2 separate regions of the Homo sapiens genome follow, and region 2 is linked to region 1. A link is an interaction called in ENCODE POLR2A ChIA-PET data of the cell type or tissue named here. Cell type or tissue: OCI-LY7. All regions are shown on one strand. Links, peaks and the distances in the headings refer to the core of each region. The heading gives the core; the rest is flanking DNA. Region 1 overlaps NCKAP5L (NCK associated protein 5 like). Region 2 overlaps RACGAP1 (Rac GTPase activating protein 1).

What was found. ChIA-PET counts read pairs that join two places held together with the same protein. Peaks named below come from ENCODE experiments on the same cell type or tissue, not always from the same donor. Only the 100,000 strongest peaks of a DNase experiment are listed, where the experiment ranks them.
Region 2: POLR2A ChIA-PET joins it to region 1 with 20 read pairs; 6 of 35 experiments call an interaction of 5 or more read pairs at or near these places.

The regions. Positions count from the first base shown.
Region 1 is chr12:49,804,398-49,816,084 of GRCh38, forward strand. NCKAP5L (NCK associated protein 5 like) reads right to left here. Exons shown (of 13, transcript NM_001037806.4): 2 at 1,583-1,644. Among named protein-coding and RNA genes, the nearest start is that of NCKAP5L, 18 kb to the right of the region's middle. In OCI-LY7, for the core only: no CTCF peak of the experiment used is centred there; no DNase peak of the experiment used is centred there.
Region 2 is chr12:50,000,599-50,012,285 of GRCh38, forward strand. RACGAP1 (Rac GTPase activating protein 1) reads right to left here. Exons shown (of 17, transcript NM_001319999.2): 3 at 5,836-6,038; 4 at 4,658-4,794; 5 at 3,637-3,706; 6 at 1,649-1,702; 7 at 574-654. Among named protein-coding and RNA genes, the nearest start is that of RACGAP1, 19 kb to the right of the region's middle. In OCI-LY7, for the core only: no CTCF peak of the experiment used is centred there; DNase peaks (open chromatin) are centred at 5,833, 6,383 and 6,833; H3K4me3 peaks cover 2,018 bases; H3K27ac peaks cover 3,284 bases.

The DNA of each region.
Region 1 (11,687 bases), core at 2,245-10,244:
CCTAATCTCATTCAGTGTTTGCAAACAAAGATTAGGTCTGTGAAAGTGATTTGAAGAAGTTAAAAAAAAACACTTAAAACACAAGACCGTTATTACTCATAACAGTAATAATAATTTAAACTAATTTAACAAGTAAGACAACTAGGATTTTGTCCTGGGCATCGGTGATCCCCTGCCTGGAGCAGGCACATGCTTTAGATAGTGGAGACAATGGATAAAACCCTGGCTTTGCGGCCAAAAGCCTCTGCCTGGCTCTGCTTAGTATGAACTGGGTGAACATATGAAAACCGAGCTCATTCATTCACTCGGTCAACCAGATGATCCTCAGTTTCCTAGTTCTGAGAAATGGGCAGAAGAATTCTTCCTCCCTTACAGGGTCATTGTGAGAGTCAAATGTGACCACGTAGGGAAGAGCACCCTGAGAACACGACTCAGCACATGGGGAGAATACAGTTGAGCCTGGGGCCTGGCGCCCTTAGCTCTAGCTCTGGCTCCAGTGCTCACTTGCTGGGTTATCCCAGGGCAAGGTCCCGATCCCTGGGCCTCAGGCTCCTCCTGGACAAAGTGGGAAGTGCCCTGCACCCCTCCGGGGCTCTGCTTTCTAGCTCCAGCCTCACTAGGCACCCACTGCCCTGGCAGGAGCTAGGCCCCGTCAGATCAGGCTCTTTGTGCACGATGGTCCTTCTGCTGGGGTCTCTTGACACCACCCGCTCCTTTCGACTTGGCCAGCTCCTCCCTATTCATCCTTCAGGGCTCCCAGGCGATGCTCCTGCAAGATTGTACACCAGCCTCCCCCACCAGACAGTCAACTCCGTGAGGGCAGGAACACTGCATTTGCCTCCCCATCCAAACTCACATGCCTCCTGGTGGGATCCCTGGCATGTAGGAGACAGACTGATGACTAGACGAAGCTCATGACCACATCCAGCACGGCCAGGGCTCAGACCTGCATCACACCATGGGATCCTCCCACCCCACCAAACCATTGCCATTGTTGCTAGCTTGAACTGACTAGTCTTCATCTTCCAATTGAGTTCCAATTTCTCTGCTAGAGAAAAATGCTGTTTTTCTTTCATACAAATATTGTGGAGGTTTCCAGTAGATGGGCAACCCTTCCTATTATAAAAGGGTGGAAGCTTGGTCCATCACTGACTACCCCTTGTGCCATTGAAGCCCCCACAAAAGAAAAATGGGGTTGGGCGTGGTGGCTTATGCCTTGTGACCTCAGCACTTTGGGAGGCCAAGGTGGGAGGATGGCTTACGGCTAGGAGTTCAAGCCCAGCCTGGGCAACATACTGAGACCGCATCTACCAAAAGAAAAAAAAAGAAGTGGGAGGATCCCTTGAGCCCTAGAGTTCGAGGCTGCAGTGAGCTATGATCGCCACTGTGCTCAAGCCTGGGCAACAAAGCAAGACCGTTTCAAAACAAAAATAAAAAGGCTTGGAGCTTTTGGACTATAGGAGAGAGGTGTCCTCAGCAGCTCACCATCGAGCCATCTGAGTGCTTGCTTCCTTATCCTCCACAGTGGAGCCCAGGGGTGCCTCTCCCACCCCCAGCATGCACAGGCCCCAAAGCCCCTCACCTGTCTCTGCCCCCTTACGCAGGTGGGCACACTCACTCTAGCATCCAGAACGGTCACCTTGCCTGTGGAGAAAAAAAAAAAGACGTCAGCCACGCACTTACTGGGCTCCTGCTATGTGCCAGGCACTGGGACACGGGACGAACAGCCAGAGACAGCCCAGCCGCTATGATGCTTCCACTCTATTGGACGAGGCCGACAATGTACAGCGTTGGGTTGTGATAAGGCACTGAGAGATGACAATTAAGCAGAGACCTGAATGAAGTCCAGATGAAATCCTGGAATGGGAAAGCATTTGGGACAGCAGAAAGAGCCAGTGCAAAGGTCCCCATCTCTCAGCCAGGAATCATCAGACAACAGAGGAGACTGAAAAGTCACACCTGGTACTTTACAACCCGGTTCTACAACATACATTGTCTTGCCTCGTGCTCAACAGTTAACCACAACAATGTTAAATGCTATTATCAGTGCCTGTGTTTCAGATGAGGAAACCGAGGAACAGAAAGTTACACTTGCACACACTGTGTTTACCCAGTGTGATGAATAGCACAGGCGCTTTCTTCCACACCATCCCATCCAGTTCTCCTAACAACCCTGGAAGGGGAGCACCCGCCTGCGGGAGGAGGCAGGCTCTGGGGCAGAGGATATTGCCCAAGTCACATGACTACTTCACAAAGCACACCAGACAGGCCTAGATTTTCCCACTCCTCTGCACACACCCAAGCTTCACTGTAAGCTCCACAGTAAAACAGACATTTAAGCTCCGTACAGCCCTAAGGCTCCCTGGAGGCTAGAAACTTGGGCTAGAAATCTGACACTAAAGAATCTCTTTTCTCTTGTTCTCACTTGTAAAACAGGGATAAGAACACTTAGCCCAAAGGGTTGTTGGAGGACAAAATGAGATAATATATGTAGAGTGTCTGGCGTGAATTCCATAAATGGAGACTTTTCATATCATCACCTGCTGACAGAGGCACAGTACAAAGCTATGGGGTTGTTGTGGAGCCTGCTGCTACCTTGTCCGTTCACACAGAGGCCGACTCCGAGTCCCAGGGCCCTTACCCAGGGGTCTCCGCTATAGGGGCACCTGAAGATCTCAGAATGCTGCTCTGCCCACCCTGCCCTCAGAGGCCTCCTCTCCAACTCCTCCCAGCCGGCCCTCCAGCCCCAGGGCCAGCCTTGCCTTCCCTCTTCTCTTCTATACCCCAGAAAGAGAAGCAGCTGGATGTTTGGGGGCTGGGATTACAGTGAAAAGAGAGAATGCTTCTTCGTGTGTGTGTGTGTGTGTGTGTGTGTGTACACAACAGTGGGAAGGGGACTTCTGAAAACACTTGGAGGAAAAGGAAGACCTGTTTAATACTGATTTTTTTATTTTTTAAAGAGACAGGGTCTCACCTCACTGCCCAGGCTGGAGTTCAGTGGCACGTTCATAGCTCACTGCATCCTTGGCCTCCTGGGCTCAAGTGATCTCCTGCCTTAGCCTCCCAAGTGGCTGGGATGAGAGGCACGAGTCACTGTGCCTGGCCTCTAATGCTTATTGTTAATACTGTATAATAATCTGAAGTTTTTTATTTTAACATCATAAAAATGTATCATATTTAACTTGGTTTGCTCATAACATTATCACGTTTGATAGACTTAGAAATATACAGGCCTGGAAAAAAAATGAAAAATATTTAAGAATTATCTTCCTTCCCACACTCAAATGGGGTGAAACCCAGAATGTCTCAGGTCACCTCCAGCATCTGACCAGTGCCACCCTCACCCACAACTCTGGTCTCTGGGCCACTGTCCTCCCACTGCCTGCAGCAACCTGCCCATCGGTCCCCAGCGTGTCCCTCAATCCCCTCACCATCAGAGGGGCTAGGGTGTGGCTGAGGTATGCTGTGGAGGAAGAGAAAAAAGTTGGGAGGGTGAGGGAAAGGAATGGGATGAAGAAGGCAGCATTCGGGGTCTGGAAAAGGATAACGCTAAGGACCGGGAAACCCTAAGATTTGTGTTCTTCACAAGAAAGCAACAACGAAACAATGTAGAGTATCTTTTCCCAAAATAATAAAAAAGCATCCAGGTTAAGAGCAAGGCCAGGCTGTGAGGACTGGCTGCGGACTCTCTATGTGTGCACGCAGTGGTTTTCTGTGTTGAGGAGCATGGAGACCCCACACACTCCACACAAAGCCAGGCATGGCCCCGATCCACAGCTGAGCCCCTGTGAATCCCAGGCCAGGAGGCCCGAGTTCCACTGAGAATGGGGGAGACCCTCCGATTTATGAGCCAGCCAGTGGTCACAGTTCTTCTTCTCAGAGTGCCCCAGCTGGAGTGGGGCTAGGACTCAGCCCCTCTTCAGGAGAAATACTTTCTGGCCTCACAGCGAGGGGGTCTGGGGTCAGCCCAGGATGAGGGGGCCTCCTCTGCATCTGCAGGGCCGTCACAGTGGAGGGCAGGAAGCTGTCACGGGGAAGAGACCTGCAGGAAAGCTTGGTGGTGGGGAGGAGCACGGGCCATGAGAGTCGGCCCAGAGTCTGAGTTCAAGATTTCTAAAGAAAACTTCCTGCGTCCTTACCCTTCTCTAGGGAAGGTCAAGATCCAGAGAGAGACCACCACCACCAGCTCCAAATCGAAGCCAAGTCAGGAATGTGGCCCTCTGGAGTCTGGGCTTTCTGCCTGCCTCTCATGGGGGATGCCTGCCCAGGCAGGCTTCGCAGTGGTGGTCCCTGCTGCCTCCCCAGGGGCTGAGCACCGCCTCCTCCCTCAGGACCCACAGCTCCTGCTCACAGCCATGAGCTCAGCCCGACCTGGGGCAGGGAAAACCCCAGGCTTCGGGTTTTTGGAATGGCTCTGGTTTCAGACATTCCTCTGGTGGCCCCAACACGTCTGGGACGCTGGGTCTGGACACACAGTGCCGGCCAGGCAGGGTCTGGGAACTCTAACTTGAACTGGAGGCTTCTCCCGCCGGAATTGCCATCCACAAAGGCCTGATTCTGAGGGAGGTGACCTCAGTGCAGGGGGAGGGAGAGAAGGAGGGGGGAGAAGAGCGGAGTCCTCTCTGGCTCGTCCTTCAGAGGGTGTGGGGAGGGGGCCAGTTTTCAGGCAGCCAGGGCCGAGGAAGGAGGAAACTTGCTCAGGGGTCTCTGGGTAACCTGGGCGACCACCATCTCTTCAGCCAAGTCAGTCACGGAGGGCCCCAGCTCTCCCTTCCCCCTTAAAGCCAGGAGGGGACAGGGGCTTTCAGGGCCTCCAAAGAGATCTTACTGTCCTGGCCTTTCAGTTAGCCAGACCAGAAGGGGTCTGTGGCTCCTACCTCCTCTCCAGCAGGGCACAGGCAAGACCCCTCCCTGAACAGAGACCAGGCATGGGAGGAAGGGGCTGGAGAGGCAGGCGGCAGCAAGCCTGTCCTCATTCCCTCACCCCGGCCCTTAGCCAAGGCCTCCTGGCCCCTGGTGAGCCCCTCATTCACCAGCTGTTCCCCCCAGAGTCCTCTAGGGAGAGAAGCCAGGGACCAGGAGTGGGGGAGGGTGGGCAGCTGTAGGAAGGCAGAGATGGAGAGCTCACTTAATCACAGAATCACCCGTAACACCAACCGCTTCCCTCCGCACCCTCCCCAGCTGCTTTCTGGAATCCCTCTTACCCTCCCAGCCCTTTTACCAGTCACACCCAAGAATCCACTTGTAAACAGCAACTTCTGTCCCCACAGCAAACACCCTTTCCAGCCAAGATCAGCCCTGGGCTGCTGAGGAGTGTGGGGAGGGATAGGAGGACTGAGGCCTGGCTCCCAGGGCACTTCTAGCCTGAAAGGGGCCACTTAATCCCTGACCCAAAGCATCTTTCAGCCCTGAGAATTCCAACTGGTCTCCTCCCCATTCAGGGTAAGAGGGCAGACAAGAATTTCCTTCCCTCCTCCTGACAACTGGTACTGGAGACACAATAGCCCTTCTGAGAGGCATCTGTCTTGGAAGGGGCCCCCTACATCCCCCCAACTTCCGTTTCACAGGCACTCCAAGCACCTCAACCACCATGGTGTGAGTTCTTCCAAACCAGCTGCAGGATAGGTCCTCGGCCCTTCCAGGAAGGGAAGAAGGAAGGGCAGTCGTGTTATAAGCCCCAAAGGCCTCCAGATTTCAACATCCCTCATCTCCCCTCCCTCAGAGCCCTCCTGCTCCCTGTCCACAGCATAACCCAGTAACAAAACTAGCAGCTGCCGGGGGTGGGGGGAGGGAAGGGGGTGGGGAGAGGGAAGGGGTGCCGACACAATGGGTTTATTTATAGGACCACACACCAGGGGCTCTGCAGCCAAGTGGCCCAGGCCCCACTCCCAAAAGTCCAGCCCAGGCCGTCCTAGCCCAGCCGAGGGTACTGGAAACAGCCTTAGACCGGAAGGCAGAAGAGTCTAGGCATGGAGTCCAGTTCGAACTCTGCAATTAACTTATGTGCTGTGTGACTAGGCAAATCATTCCGTCTCCCCGAGATGAGTTTCTTCACGCCAAGTGGTTGTTGTTCTGCCACAGTGGTTCCCACAGTGGGGCCTAGGCACCCTGTGGCCCTCTCCAGGGGTCTGTAAGGTCAAAGCTGTTTTCCTAATACTACTACTAAGACACTATCTGCCTTTATTACTCTCATTCTCTCCTGAGTGTACAGTGGCATTTTCCAGATACTATGCTGTGTGATACCGCAAAAGATTGAATACCGAAGCAGACAGGAGAAGCCAGCTTCCTTCTATTAAGTCAGACAGAAGAAATTTGCAAAAATAGAGAACAATGACTTATTATTATTTGTGTTTTTGGAACATATACAATTAAATTTTTAAATAAAATATGTTAACATGTGATGGGTTTATTGCTATTTTTAAACAAATTAATTAAATAACTGTAAGTATAACATTTATAAACAAAAGCTCTTCGGGGTCCTCAAGTTTTAAGCGTATAGAAGGGTCCTCAGACCAAAAAGTTGGAGTCATTTTTCTAGAACAGTGCTGTCCAGTAGAACTTTCTGTAATAATGAACATGCTTAGTCTGTACTATCCAACATGGAAGCTATCTATTAGCTACACCTGGCTGCCGAACACTTGAAATGTGGCTAGTCCAACTGAGGAACTGAATTTTACATTTAATTTTAGATAGCCACATGCGAGCTCAAGAAGTTCCCTGGGATTCCTCAACTTGCGTATTCTAGGACAATGCTTCTTTCCACAAGGAGTGGGTGTTGCAAAGGGACTCCTGTCCCCAGGCTTGTGCTTACGCGCTCTCTCACTCTCTTCCCCACCACAGAAGGCCAGCTCAGCCCCACTGTCAGTCCAGCCTGGCAATCCTGCCCAGCTCAAGTAAGAGAGCTGCTCTCTCATTCTGTGCCATGAGTAGCACACACCCTCTCCACTCTCCTATAACTTCTGGCTTACCACCCTCCTGTTTCCCCAGAGGATTAAAGCCAGCAGAGGGGAACCCCCTCACACCTCCTGCCGCCACCCTCCCATCCCCCTCGGAACCCTCCCCACCTCCTCATCCACTATTACAGCAGATGAGTTGCCTGCTCCCGGGCAAAGCCAGTCCTGCTTGTCCCAGACTTTCCCCATTTACGTCTTCAGTATCTACCTCCTGAAGACAGCTTTCTCATCTACCCTTTAAAACTTAAAATCTTTAAATCTTAAAAACAATCTTCTCGTTGGGCACAGTGGCTCACACCTGTAGTCCCAGCTACTTGGGAGGCTGAGGTGGGAGGATCACTTGAGGGACTCCGAGTCTGCAGCGAGCTATGACCCGGCTACTGCTGCACTCCAGCCTGGGCGACAAAGAGGGACCCTTTTTATTCTCTTAAACAAACAAAAACAACAATCTTTGCTTGACATTTTCCCAGATACTGCCAAATTTCAAAAAATACTCTAGATACTTCAAAGCCAAACTTCTCAAAAAACAAAAAAGAAAATCCCAAAACCATCTTCTCATTGTTCCCTTAACCTGGTCCGACTTCAGTGGTAACCACCACGATGCTAAATCCAAACAATATTTTTCAGTCCTCATTGCCATCGCAGGTATAAGACCTCTGTGACCACTTCCTCCTGGACTTTTTTTTAAGCTTTGAGACAGTCCATGTCTCACACAATTCACCCACTGAAAGTGTACAATTCAGTGGTTCTTAGTATACTCAGAGATACGTGCAATCATCAACATGGTTAATTTTAGAACACTTTTATTAGCTTTTATTGTTCCTTTCCTTAACACTGCCCCCTCCCCACCCAGTCACAGGCAACCACTCATCTATTTTCTGTCTCTATTGAGTTCCCTATTCTGGACATTTCATGTGAATTCAATCATATCATTGGTGCCTTTTACGACTGGCTTCTTTCACTTTGCATGATGTTTTCAAGGTTCATCCATGTTGTTGCACGTATCAGTAGTCCATTCTTTTTGCTTGGTTTTCATCTTTTTTTTTTTTTTAGACAGAGTTTCACTCATGTTGCCCAGGCTGGAGTGCAGTGGCGTGATCTTGGCTCATTGTAACCTCCGCCGCTCAGGTTCAAGCAATTCTCCTGCCTCAGCCTCCTGAGTAGATGGGACTACAGGCGCCCGCCACCACGCCTGGCTAATTTTTGTATTTTTAGTAGAGACGGGGTTTCACCATGTTGTCCAGGCTGATCTCGAACTCCTGACCTCAGGTGATCTTCCTTGGCCTCCCAAAGTGCTGGGATTACAGGCATGAGCCACCACACCCAGCCTCCATTCCTTTGTATGGGTGAACAGTGCTCCACTGTATGGGCCAGCCACAGTTTATCCATCCATTCTACTGATGAACATTTGGCTTGTTTTCACTTTTTAGCTATTATGAATATTGCTATGATCATTTATGTAGTTATCCCTTGGCATCCCCAGGGGATTGGATCTAGGTCCCTTGCAAAAACCAAAATCTGAGGACGCTCAAGTCCCTTATATAAAAAATGGTACAGTATTTGCATAAAACCTAAACACTTCCTCTGGTGTACTTTATAAATCATCTCCAGGCTTCTTATAATATCTAATACAGTGTAAATGCTATGTAAACAGTTGTTACTGTATTATTGTATTATTTTTATTTTATTGTTATTTTTTAATTGATTTTTCCCCCAAATATTTTTGGCCCACAGTTGGTTGGACCCTGCAAATGTGGATCACTACACAAGTTTTTGTATAGATGTATGTTTTCCTTTCTCTTGGGTATATACTTAGGAGTAGAATTGCTGGGTTATATAATAATTGCAGGTTTAATCATTTGAGGAACTGTCAGATTGTTGTCCAGAGCAGGTGTACCATTTTATAATACCACCAGCAGTGTATGAGGGTTCCAATTTCTCCATACCGTCACCACTTATTATTTGATCTGCTGATTCCAGCCACCCAGTAAGTGTGAAGTGAGATTTTATTGTGGTTTGAGTTTGTACCTCCCTGATGACTAATGATGTTAAACATCTTTGCATGTGCTTATTGGCCATTTGCATCTCTTCCTTGGAGAAATGTTTTTCAAATTTTTGCTGATTTTTAAATTGGGGATTGTGTCTTTTTATTATCTAATTGTGAGAATTCTTTATTTTTATTTTTTACTTTTTTTGAGATGGAGTCTCACTCTGTCGCTCAGGCTGAAGTGCAGTGGCGCGATTTCAGCTCACTGCCGCCTCCACCTCCTGGGTTCAAGCAGTTCTCCTGTCTCAGCCGTCCGAGTACCTGGGATTACAGGCATGTGCCACCACACCTGACTAATTTTTGTATTTTTAGTAGAGATGGGGTTTCACCATGTTGGCCAGGCTGGTCTCCAACTCCTGGCCTCAAGTGATCTGCCCGCCTCGGCCTTCCAAAGTGCTGGGATTACAGGCATGAGACACTGCGCCTGGCCTACATTTTTTTTTTAAGAGACAAGATCTGGCTCTATCACTTAGGCCGGAGTGCACTGCCACAGTCATAGTTTACTGTAACTTCAGACTCCTAGGCTCAAGTGGTCCTCCCACTTCAGCCTCCCAGGTAACTAGGACTACCACAGCTGGCTAATTTTAAAATTTTTTGTAAAGACAGGGTCTTGCCATACTGCCCAGGCTGATCTTGAACTCCTCCTAGTAATCCTCCTGCCTTGGCCTCCCAAAGCACTGGGATTACAGGGATGAGCAACTTTGCCCAGCCTAGTTTTCAGAATTCTTTACATATTCTAGATACAAGTCCTTTATTTTATATTTATATATATATATATATATATGATTTGAAAATATTTTCTTCCAGCCGGGTGTGGTGGCTCAAGCCTGTAACCCCAGCGCTTTGGGAGGCCGAAGTGGGCGGATCACGAGGTCAGAAGTTCGAGACCAGCCTGGCCAACATAGTGAAAGCCCGTCTCTACTAAAAATACAAAAAATTAGCTGGGTGTGGTGGTGTGCGCCTGTAATCCCAGCTATTCGGGAGGCTGAGGCAGGAGAACCGTGTGAACCCGGGAGGTGGAGGCTGCAGTGAGCCGAGATAGTGCCATTGCACTCCAGCCTGGGCGACAGTGTGAGACACCGTCTCAAAAAAAAAAAAAAAAGAAAAAGAAAATATTTTCTTCCATTCTGTGGGCTGTCTTTTCACTTTCTTGAGGGTATCCACTTCTTCCTGGATGACTTTTCCCTTGCCTATTACATTCCCCTGCTCCTCCCACCCCTCTTCCACCTCTTCTTCTGTGTGCCTATGTGTTACTTTATGTATAAATACATACTTAAAAAAAAGACATAGTAGCACGTTCTCATGGTTCCACATCTTTCTTTAGCAGAACAATTTTTAGAAAATGAAACTATAGCCTTTATATGGATCTTATCCGTTTTTCTATCAATATTCTGTTCCAAGATCCAATCCAGGATTCCACAGGGTACTTGGTCACCCAGTCTCCTTAGTGTCTACAATTCATGACAATCCCTCGACCTTTCCTTACCTTTCATCATTGTAACACTTCTGAAGGGACTGGTCAACATTTTGGAGAATGTCCTCCAATTTGGGTTGTTTGATGTTCTCACTAATTAGACTGAGGTTATATGCTTTGAGAAGAATACCACGGAGGTGATATGCCTTCCCCAGGGCATTATATCTGAGGACACACATGATATCAAGGTTTCTTGTTCCTGGTGATGTTTTAACCTCATCACTTGGTTAGGCAGTATCTATTAATTGGTTTCTCCATTATAAAGTCACTATTTTTCCTTTTGTAATTAAATATTTTTGGGGGCAATACTTTGGACTATGTAAATATCCTGTTTCTCCTTAAATTTTCACCCAGCAATTTTTTTACCAAAATCAGTGGATCTTGCTTGTAGCAATTACTATGGTGCTCTAAAACATAATTTTCAATTTCTTATCTTCCTTCTATATTTATTAATTGCAAGTTTTCTATAAGGAATAATTGTCCCTTCATCCCATTTAATCATGTATTTATATTGGTATGGATGAACTGGATATTTATTTTAATCTTTGGGTTATAATCCAATAATATTATCACATTTCATTGCTCAAATTCCAGCTATGGCCATTGGCCATTGAGAATCTTTCAGGTTGGGTCCTTCTTTCAACATGCTTCCTTTTCTTTTTAAGACAAGTCTTGCCCTGTTGCCCAGGCTGGAGTGCAATGGCGTGATCTCGGCTCAAGCGATTCTCATGCCTCAGCCTCCTGAGTAGCTGGGACCACAGGTGTGTGCTGCTACACCTGGTTAATTTTTATATTTTTAGTAGAGATGGGGTTTCACCACGTTGGCCAGGCTGGTTTCGAACTCCTGACCTCAAGAGCTCCACCCACCTGGGCCTCCCAAAGTGCTGGGATTACAGGCTTAAGTCACCACACCCGGCCAGTGCTTCCTTTTTTTTTAAGCACTCTCTTGCCATAAGATGTTCCCGGCTTATCTTGTATTTTCCTTGCCACAAACACTTTTCCAAGGAGCTCCACCATAGCAACCTTCTAAAACTATAAATCTGATGGTGTTCTTCCCACTTCAAATCTTCCCACGACCTCCTACTGCTTTTGGGAACGACCAAAGCCCTCAACACAACCCTCAAAGCTCTGCCTTTGTCTGGCCCCAGAGCAACTCTTCGGACAAGCTTTCCTGGACTCGTGCAGCCTCATTGTTCTGTCTTCTACAAGTGCC
Region 2 (11,687 bases), core at 2,101-10,100, 200 kb after region 1:
TCTACTTTAAAAAGTAAAAATAAAGAAATCTCGTACCTAAGAAGATAAACATAGGTCATGGGGGTATATATTCAAGCAACTAAGACTCACTCTGACAGTTGTTTACTACATCAGAGTAATTCCATTCATAGGGATAAGGATCCTACTGCATAGAAAAACTTTAACCAAAGGCCAGGCACGGAGGCTCACGCCTGTAATCCCAGCACTTTGGGAGGCTGAGGCAGGTAGATCACCTGGTCAGGAGTTCGAGACCAGCCTGACCAATATGATGAAACCCTGTCTCTACTAAAAATACAAAAATTAGCCAGACGTGGTGGCATGCGCCTGTAATCCCAGCTACGTGGGAGGCTGAGACAAGAGAATCACTTGAACCTGGAAGGTGGAGGTTACAGTGAGCCAAGATGGTGCCATTGCACTCCAGCCTGGGCTACAAGAACAAAACTCTGTCTCAAAAAACAAACAAAAACTTTAACTAAACATCATGTCTCTCAAAACAATGCTGCAATGCTGACTCAGAGAAGTTTTAATGCTTGGGGCCAGTAATCTCTGTTACCTTGGCCTGACTATTCTTACCTGGTCTACTGCAGAGCCAATGGAACGAGTTTTCTTTACAGGTCCAGGGGGACCATCAACAAACTGTCGGCTAGTAGAGCGCTAGAAAGGAGACAAAGACCCGTAACTTTAATGCCAAGCAGATCTGAAGCACAGAAGATAAAATTATTCCATCAAACAACTTGGATACAGGTCCTGGGGATTAGGGCTACAGTAAATAACAAACAATGTGTTCTCTCTCTCTCTCTCTTTGCCTATTTCCACATGAAGAATAAGCTGTTTCAAAAGAATATGTTGTACAAAAATGCTCTCAGTGCCCTAGAAAAAATGAGCAAGCTATGGAGAAATTTAGATGACACCACCAGAAAAAGTACAGCTGTAATCCTAACTAAGGACATGAAGTCTTGGAAACACATTAAGTACCCTAAACAAGCATACACAGATAGATCTCTATATATCCCATTATATGAAGCTTATATTAGAGCACAAAAGTTCTGTGTAAAAATTCATATGACAATTCAAAACAAACTTAAGTTTATCCTTTTCCACTGTATGAATGAATTGAAATGCAGCCTAAACAGTGAAATGGACAGGATTCTGTCCTAAGTTACTACTTCAAAGAGTACCAGTACTGGTTGGGAGCAGTGGCTCACGCCTGTAATCCCAGCACTTTGGGAGGCCGAGGCAGGTGGATCACCTGAGGTCAGGAGTTCAAGACCAGCCTGGCCAACATGGTGAAACCCCGTTTCTACTAAAAATACAAAAATTAGCCAGGCATGGTGGCAGGCACCTGTATCCCAGCTGCTTGGGAGGCCGACGCAGGAGAATTGCTTGAACCCGGGAGGCGGACGTTGCGTTCAGCCGAGATCGCGCCATTGCACTCCAGCCTGGGAAATGAGCAAAACTCCGTCTCAAAAAAAAGAAAAAAAAAAAAAAAAAAGAATATCAATACTGTCCCCACAGCATGAATTCATCTGTAGTATGTGCTTAACAATGGCTAGAGCAACATGACAGGAATGCAGTATCATGGCAAAATTTCCAAAAATAACTCCATTATTACTTTGTTTTAAAAAAAGACTAAACAAATCATACATACCCTCTTTTCTCTCTTCTTCAGTTTGAAAGTCTTCACCAAAGAAGAGTCCCAATCCTGTTGACAATTACACTGTATTAATTTCTTTTTTTGGTTAGGCCATCCCTAAACCCTGTGCAAATAAATTTACAGAGAACTTTAAAGGCTTCTTCAGTCAGGCTACCTAACGTACAATTCGGGGAGGGTTAGAGAAGGGAAGGTCTCAAGTGTTGTAGCTATAGAGCTATAGTAAGTTAATGTGCTTTCTTTGAAAAATTGAAGCTATTATAATAAAATCAGGAATCAATACCACAGAGGCAAGAAGAGGTTAAAGAATCAAATTCTGCCATATTTCCAGTGGCTGATCCTTTATTTCTGATTATTTTTGTAATTAGTTTTAGAACTTACAGAATGTTAGGCACTATACTGATTGTATTAGATGTGATTCTTGCCCCCAAGGGATTGCCACTGTCTAATCAAATGCTCTGCATAATATTGCCACTTCACAAGTTCCACAGTTGCCAGGCGATGGCTCATGCCTGTAATCCCAGCACTTTGAGAGGCCAAGGTGGGCGGATCATGAGGTCAGGATATCGAGACCATCCTGGCTAACACGGTGAAACCCCGTCTCTACTAAAAAAATACAAAAAAATTAGCCAGGCGTGGTGGCGGGCGCCTGCAGTCCCAGCTACTCTGGAGGCTGAGGCAGGAGAATGGCATAAACCCGGGAGGCGGAGCTTGCAGTGAGCTGAGATTGCGCCACTGCATTCTAGCCTGGGTGACAGAGTGAGACTCTGTCTCAAAAAAAAAAAAAAAAAAAAAGTTCTACAGTTTAGGAACTTAGGCCCTAAAACGTGTCCACCACTGAAGAACTATTTGTCTTTTATTGTGGTCTCATTTCAATTCACCTATTTTAACTATTTGCATTCATTTTAGTAGTTACCTGTGATTTCCTTACTCCTGATCATCCCTGAAAACAGTATCTAGAAACAGTGGTATACAGCAAATAATAGCTTAGCTAAATAAATTTAACTTCCCCAAGTCATGGTCCAGTAATTTAGTTACTGGTTGTTTGATTCAGCTTCAGTTACAAGAAATATCGTATCATAGGTCTAGCTCAAAAATCAACTGATAATATGATCTAGTTTTATTATATATTCCAGACCTCCACTATATCATTCCCTATTTGAGAAAGGTGATGCCTAATATTTTTATCTATAAAATGGCCGTATTTTCCCTGGTCAAACACTGAATCTGAACAGAAAACTCCTAGCCATGTAACAAATAGTTGTCACCTGTTTTGCTATACCAGAAAACCAGTCACCAAAAACTTCCTGATTTGTTTTGTTTGCTAGTTTTCAGCTAGTAACAGAAAAGATGCACAAATCAATGAACTATATCAAAGACTGTATCAGGAGATGACCTTTTATGCAGAAGCATCACTGTAAGTTAAAAGAAGTGTGCCGCCCCATAAAAGCAGGGCAACAAATAGTTTAACATGTTAACCATTGTTGATGAAAGCATTATATAGTGCCTAGAAACTCTAATCACACTTTTCTGGCTGAAATCCCAGGACCTTGGTTTCCTTCTAATTGTGAAGTATGACTATGCTTTCCCCAAGAACCAAACTAATTCAGAAATAAGGCACAAGTCTATTTAAGAGCAGCAAATAAACCCTGACGACATACAGTCTTGCTAATATTTTTATTATTAGCTGGGGCTTTAATAAGTCAAAATATAATCAGTTAGTACATGTGGCACACAGAGATCTATTAAATGAACTCAACTTATGCCAAATTCTGAATTATATATTCTCACTTCAGAAACTAATATATAAGCCAGCCTCTTATAGCTCATGTGGATTTATATTTTAAATTGCTAGCTCAGAATCTATAACACATCAACTAATAAAATAGTAATATAGGATGTTCAGAAGAGAAGACAGGAGAGATATTCCTGGGGAAGCAGAGGTAAGAAAAGTAGGTAATTCTCAGAGATCAAATGTTTATTACCAGTGATTCATCAGTCTTGTCAAAGCTGATATCTGATAAAATGGAACCAGATTCATCAATGGTTGATAGTCTAGATCAGTGAAACAATACAACGTTAGACATGGTAGACTGTGGAATGTAAAATTCACCAACATTCAGAACAAGTCCTACTGGTCAGGTAACATCAGTTAATTTCATAGCAAAATCTTCACTATAGAGACAATTACAATCTCAAACCCTGTGGTAGGCTACTTTGTATGGTTTCCACGGAGGAGTGTGTGTGCATGAGTACAGGTGCAACACAGTTGCTTTTTCAGCAAAGACCTTATAAGGGCAGTTGAAAGTTAGTCAGGGTTATGGGTGCTATTCTCTACCGAGTTTGTATTACAGGCTACTCCAAATTCACAAAATCAAGGGAATGAAGTTTAATTTGATCCCAACTGTGCTGGTTTCTACAAACAAGAGTATTACCCAACACTGACTTTTTAAGAAATTAAGCCTGTACATCTTCTTAGTTATAAAGATTCCCCATAAAACAACCAGGCAACAAAATAAATAGCTGACCTTTCCCTACATATTGTACTGGGGATGTTAAATTCAAAGCCTGGTTGAGACTATTTTAAACAGTGGTGCAGTGGAACCAAAATTATTGTCTGGTCTTGGCTCACAGAGGCCTTTCTAAACCAGAAGAGCTGTAAGAGCTCTCTGGAGAGTAAACACTGAAAGTATTGCTGAACTGCCACTTTCACCTTTGGGTTTCTTAGCAATGCACAGGATTAGTTATTGATGTGCAATTTAGCACCAACATCAAAATTGTATCCATGGTGAAACAACATCCTTAGGAAAGATTTAAAAATAAAATAAAATAAAATATACAGGGACATCCCTGTGCCTTTATTCCCCACCTACTCTCCCCACAAAATCTTTTTCTGCTTTTTTCAGCACACATTCTAGAAGAAGTATATTTAAGAATTCAGATAACAAGAATATCTGACAGCCTGTGTTGCTTGTGATAGGATAACAACAGATGCAGTTCCTCCACCTTTTGTTCCCAGCATTGCTGCTGGATGGTTGGCCTCTGTTGAGAAAAGCCAGAGCTGATTTTTGCTCCTCGCTTAGTTGAATGCTGCCAGATGTGTCACACATGAGCATCTCTCGAATCAGCTGAATCTGTCGTTCCTACAGACCAAAGCAAAGTAAAACATCATAACTAGCCAGGGGAGAAAGCTTCACCTCAAGTTTATGGGACAGGCAGACCAGAAGACATTAAAATGCAGCATTATGCAAATGGACCTTCAGGAAGGCTGCTACACCAATAGCATATTAATTCACATCAAACCCAGATTGTGTCTCTGATTTCTGACTGGTAAAATGAACTACATCTAGAACAGCGAAGTTTCTGCTACAAGACTTTTGGATTAACCTGCTAATCCAAGAGGAGAATAATGCAAAATGAGAGTCCCAAAATAGATTTCACATAGCAAAAACACTTTAGTGTCATTTTATCAGGACAAATATTGGCTTCTACGGATCAAAGCAGCCACCCACCTCTCAAAGTAGTGGAGCAAAATGCATTAAAATGGATACAAAGCTATAATGCACTGGAACCAGACAATTTGAGTTTACTGAGGCATCTAACACTGTATACCAAGATGGATTAGTCCCTCCCAGTAAAGGCTTTCCTTTGCATTATGACCCATCCTGGCACATCAAAATGATAGTGTTCTGTGTCAGTCACATTGCTCAACTGGTTGAATACATCTAGCCTTTTACCCTGAATTAGAGAGGGGTGATGAAAAGAAGAGTCACAGTTGTCTTGCCTGTATGTATGACAAAGTACCAGCTACTCATGTAAGGATGGATATTCCGGGTAGCACTTAAAATAAACAATGAAGGATGGCCAATAACTTGTGACAGATCAAGTACGTTAGGATCTCCCTCCCTCCCTTTTCCTCTAATTCTTTAAGTTCTCATTTGAAATCTGTCTGTTAAGTAAGTTTCAAGTCTAAGTGACAAAAACATTTAAATTTCAAATTATGAAGAACAAGATTCCTAGTCTGCAATTTCAGCTCTAATCATGGGCAAGCTGTTAAAGAACAGGTCACTTTCAGTTCTTTAATGTGGAAGAAGAAACTAGGTATATTTGGCAAGTGGAAACTGTCAGACAATGCCTTCCCCCTCCTGCATCATCACTGTTCTAGCACGGAAAACAATACACACCAGCTTTTCGCAGTCAGCCTCAGCTCTCTGTCTCCGTTTGATCTCTACATCCACCTGATTACGTGCATGCTTCAGCTTAACATCCAGAGCACTTCGCTCAGTCTCTGCTTTCATCAAAAGATCCTTGTATTTCCCCAGCTCATGGTCAGTCCTCTGCCACTTTTTACGGAAATCCTCAAAGTCCTTCGCCAACTGGATAAATTCTGAGGAAAGGGGGAATCTTTAATAATTCAAGCACCAAACAGAGTATAACTGCTCTAATAAATGAGTCCTACGGTTAGCTTTATTTGAAATTCATAATTAAGGAACCAGCTGAACTATGGGCAAATCCAGCTGAAAATAACTAGGAGCAGATCCTGGATATGTTTGTCACTCTGATGAGAACTTTGTGGGTAGCAATTCCTATTCAATAGGCCACTTACTTTTGGCTTAGCCAGTGGCATCTGCTATGGAATATGTAACTCATTAGTCACCTGGCTCCAGATGTAACACTAACACTGAAAGCTCCTGAACAGAAGGCAATCAAAGGGGGATACCTTTGGGGCAGCTGTCATGCACCAGGACAGTTACAGCTATAAAACAAAAACAGTTTCCTTTACAGTCACGCATTGCTGCACCAGAGAGATGTTAAACAGCAAATTCAAATGTAACTGCTGTAATATGCTCCAGTAGATGTAGATTAATATTACAGATGTCTAGACCTACAATTCCATTTGGCTATATAATTATACAAATATTGATTTGAAAGTAAAAAGCCAATTTGCTTTTGCTGTTTAACACTGCCCTGAAGGGTATGTAAACATTCCAGTTGAAAAAAAAAAAAACAGGAAGAGAAGATCAAACTAGCTTTTGGAACATCCCTGATAGCAGAATGTGAAGTCTCTTCAAATGTCTGCAAAGAGAACATCACTTCCAAGGCAGCATCTCAAAGGAAGAAGATAACCCTGTTGGCATTCATTCTTATCTCCTGCTATTGGCAAAGCTGTTCTGCAATGTATTTGCAAAAGTGCCTTACAATTTTCTAGTTAACCTCCGTCTATCTCTAAGGATCACTCTCCACCAACATCAAGGAAGAAGGTCTCAAGGTGTACATCTGCTGCTGGTCAAACTAACCCAGTTAAAACTGAAACTAGGCCAAATTCACACACAGCTAGCAGATTCTTAGGTAGTAAGGGCACTTTTCCCCTATGAATTTAACCTAAAAGCATAGAAACAATACATAGTCCTTTTTAAACAATTTTAATCATTTGACCAAATATCAAACTTACAAATCAGGATACCAATTTGTTCCAGAAAAACCAAGTAATAAGGAAACTTTAGTTTTTACAAACCACAAATTTCAGCAAAATAGGTTATTATGACCTAGTTATCTTAAACAATGCGGATATCAACAATTAAAAAAATATTACAATTCAAATAGTTTTAAGAAATAATATGCTGGGTTAGTCTGGAACATACTACTTTTTTGTGGGTTTTTTTTTTTAGCTTAAAGAAAAAAACATATATGTTTGCAAACTAAATACCGTATGCATACACACTCAAAATATTTACCGAACTGAAAAACAATTTTGAGAATAAAAAGATTTTCATCTGACCTAATTTTGCTGGTTTGTTTGTTCTTTAGGATACTCCTTTTATTAAATTACTGCTTCAGCTTAGTTTAAGTCAGACCCAAAGCAGAACATTTACATACCTGATTAATATATTACTTTTTGTGTGTGCAGGTGAGAAATGTGAAAAAAAAAAAAAAAAAAAAAAAAAGATATTACTTTTTTTTTTTTTGAGACAGAGTTTCACTCTTGTTGCCCAGGCAGAAGTGCAATGGCGCAATCTTGGCTCACTGCAATCTCCGCCTCCCAGGTTCAAGCAATTCTCCTGCCTCAGCCTCCTGAGTAGCTGGGATTACAGGTGTGTGTCACCATGCCCAGTTAATTTTTGTATTTGTAGTAGAGACGGGGTTTCACCATGTTGGCCAGGCTGGTCTCAAACTCCTAACCTCAGGTGATTCACCTGCCTTGGCCTCCAAAAGTGCTAGGATTACAGGTGTTAGCCACTGTGCCCAGCCTACTTTTCACTTTTGAGACAGTCTTCCTCTGTCACCCAGACTGGAGTGCAGTAGCACAATCTTGGCTCACCGCAACCTCCGCCTCCCAGGTTCAAGCAACTCTCCTGCCTCAGCTTCCTGAGTAACTGGGACTACAGGCGTGTGCCATCACACCTGGCTAATTTTTGTATTTTAACTAGAGATGGGGTTTCACCACGTTGGCTAGGCTGGTCTCAAACTCCTGACCTCAAGTGATTGACCTGCCTCAGCCTCCCAAAGTGCTAGGATTATAGGCATAAGCCACCATGCCCGGCCGAAAGATACTATTTTTATGTACAATTCTGCTATGAGCAAAGTTTGCTGGGATTGGGTCAGAAGGCATTTTGGGCCATAGATCAGAAACAATTTTGATGTTGAAGACCAATAATCATGGCACTGTTTTGGTCAGTTGGTGAATCACAATTCAGCTTGGTACCAGCCTGCCATGAAGTGCACATTAAAAGCTTTATAAAATTCAGGCCGGGCACGGTGGCTCATGCCTGTAATCCCAGCATTTGGGGAGGCTAAGGCAGGCAGATCACTTGAGGTCAGTAGTTCAAGGCCAGCCTGGCCAACATGGTGAAACCCTGTCTCTACTAACACAAAAATTAGCTGGGTGTGGTGGTGTGCGCCTGTAATCCCAGCTACTCGAGGAGGCAGAAGTCGCAGTGAGCTGAGATCGTGCCACTGCACTCCAGCCTGGGCAACAGAGTGAGATGCTGTCTCAAAAAAAAAAAAAAAAAAAAAGATTTATAAAATTCAAATTACAGTACCTCCTTTAAAAAGTTACGTACACCCTAAACTATGAAGTGCCCCTATCAAAAAGGAGGAAAGAGAAGGGAAATTTCCTCAAAACAAATTGAGGGTGATCTTTGATTTATTTAAAATTTAAAAATCAGGATTTGGTTCATAGCTCAGCAAGCAAATTTAAGTGGGTCCAGAAATCCTGATTTTTTTTTTCCATTTACTCCCGGAGGCCTTTGAACAGGCTCTTCCATTTGCCTTCCCTACTACCCTCTCTAAGCTTCTTAAAGACAAAGACCCTATGTCTCCTTTGCTCTTTTATCTCCAGTGTTGTAACCTGCCTAGCACACAGTAGACACTTGAAATAATCTGTTGAACAAATGAATGAATGAAAAGCCGCTGTTCAAATTAAATTTACCAGCATCCAAGACCACCTTACCAGTTTAATCAAACTTACCTCCCACCACTATGCAATAAATACCCCTCTAGCTAAACCAGTCTGTCCCTGCCCCCAGAACAGAGGCATTCCTGCCTTCTCACTTGTGACCAAGCTATGCACTCCAAATGGAATGCCCTACCTATTACATACCCATTTACCAAGTCCCATCTGGTCTGTGAATCTTTTCCTAATCAGTTTGCTACACACTAAATTTTTCTAGATTACCCAAAAGCATATATTTTGATACTTGTACTATCTTCTGTTTCATGAGAAAAAAATCCTGTCTCTGAAACTAAAATACCATAATCTTCTTGAAGACAGGCAATATGTCATATATACTTCATTATTTCCTACTATGCATAGTGTAGCACAAACCTAGTATGTCACTGGCACACAACAGGCACCTGATAAATGTTAAATTATACTTATTCCTAATTTATACACCAATGATTTTTTTTAAAAAGCTCAGGCAGCTTATGAAAAATTAAAAATAGAACATAAAAACTGTGTGGACTGGAGAAAACAAGACAACAAAATATGCTATTAAAGTCATCTTTTTTAAAATATTAACTTTCATTCTGATCTTCCTGTAACTTGGACTTAGCTCTCTTTTTTTAACTTTTTTTTTTTTTTCTTTTTTAAGAGATGGAGTCTCACTCTGTTGCCCAGGCTGTAGTGCAATGACATGATCTTGGCTGACCACAACCTCCACCTCCTGGGTTCAAGCAATTCTCATTCCTCAGCCTCCCAAGTAACTGGGATTACAGGTGAATGCTACCACGCCCGGCTAACTTTTTGTATTTTTAGTAGAGACGGGGTTTCACCATGTTGGTCAGACTGGTCTTGAACTCCTGACCAAGTGATCCACCTGCCTTGGCCTCCCAAAATGCTGGGATTACAGGTGTGAGCCACTTTGCCCGGCCCGGACTTAGCTTTTTAAAAAACAATACAGGCCAGACACCGTGGCTCACGCTTGTAATCCCAGCACTTTGGGAGGCCAGGACAGGTGGATCATCTGAGGTCGGGAGTTCGAGACCAGCCTGACCAATATGGAGAAACCCCACCTCTACTAAAAATACAAAATTAGCCAGGCGTGTTGGCACATGCCTGTAATTCCAGCTACTCGGGAGGCTGAGACAGGAGAATCACTTGAACCCGGGAGGTGGAGGTTGCAGTGAGCCGAGATCTCGCCATTGCACTCCAGCCTGGGCAACAAAGAGCGAAAAATTCTGTCTCAAAAAAAAAATGAATACAAAAAAGAGAAAGAGGAATGAAGTTAATGATGAAAGGCAAGAGTAAGGAGTCAAGGGATACTTGGGCATGTGGGGAATTCCTAAGGATCTAAGAAGAGTACAGGCTGGGCACAGAGGCTCACGCCTGTAATGCCAGCACTCTGGTGGGCCAAGGCAGGTGGATCACTTGAGGTCAGGAGTTCAAGACCAGCCTGGCCAACATGGTGAAACATCGCTACTAAAAATACAAAAACTAGCCAGGCTTGGTGGCATGCGCCTGTAATCCCAGCTACTTGGGAGGCTGAGGCAGGAGGATCACTTGAACCCACGAGACGGAGGGTGCAGTGAGCTGAGATCACACAACTGCACTCCAACCTGGGCGACAGAGTGAGACTGTCTCAAAAAAAAAAAAAAAAAAAGAAAAAAGAGGACAGACACTGGGGTGGATGCACAAACCTGATTCTAGTGTCTAAAAAACACAGGGTCACTTTAGTTCCTCAAAAGCCAACATTTGCCCAGGTGCGGTAGCTCACACCTGTAATTCCAGCACTTTGGGAGGCCGAGGTGGGAGGACCGCTTGAGCCCAGGAGTTCAAGACCAGCCCAGGAAACATGGCAAGACCTTGTCTCTACAAAAAATAGAATTAAAACAAAAGTAGTGTTTATAGTAGTTTGGGAGACAAAATAAATAATAAAAATTCAAAATAAAATAATCAAAATAAATATAAAAATTAGCCGGTGTGGGCCGGGCATGGTGGCTCATGCCTATAAATCCAGCACTTTGGGAGGACGAGGCAGGAGGATCATGAGGTCAGGAGATCGAGACCATCCTGACTAACACGGTGAAACCCCGTCTCTACTAAAAATACAAAAATTAGCTGAGCGTGGTGGCGGGCGCCTATAGTCCCAGCTACTTGGGAGGCTGAGGCAAGAGAATGGCGTGAATCTGGGAGGCGGAGCTGGCAGTGAGCCGAGATCGTGCCACTGTACTCCAGCCTGGGCGACAGAGCGAGACTCCGTCTCAAAAAAAAAAAAAAAAAAAAAAAAAATTAGCTGGTGTAGTGGCATGAGCCTATAGTCCCAGCTACTCTGGAGGCTGAGGTAGGAGGATTGCTTGAGCCCAGGAGTTCAACGCTGCAGTAAGCTATGATTTCACCACTGTACTCCAGCCTGGGCAACAGAGCGAGACCTTGTCTCCAAAAAAATAAAAACTAGGCTGAGCATGGTGGTTCACACCTGTAATCCCAGCACTTTGGGAGGCCAAGGCGGTTGGATCACCTGAGGTCGGGAGTTCAATATCAGCCTGGCCAACGTGGTGAAACCCTGTCTCTACTAAAAATACAAAAATTGCCAGG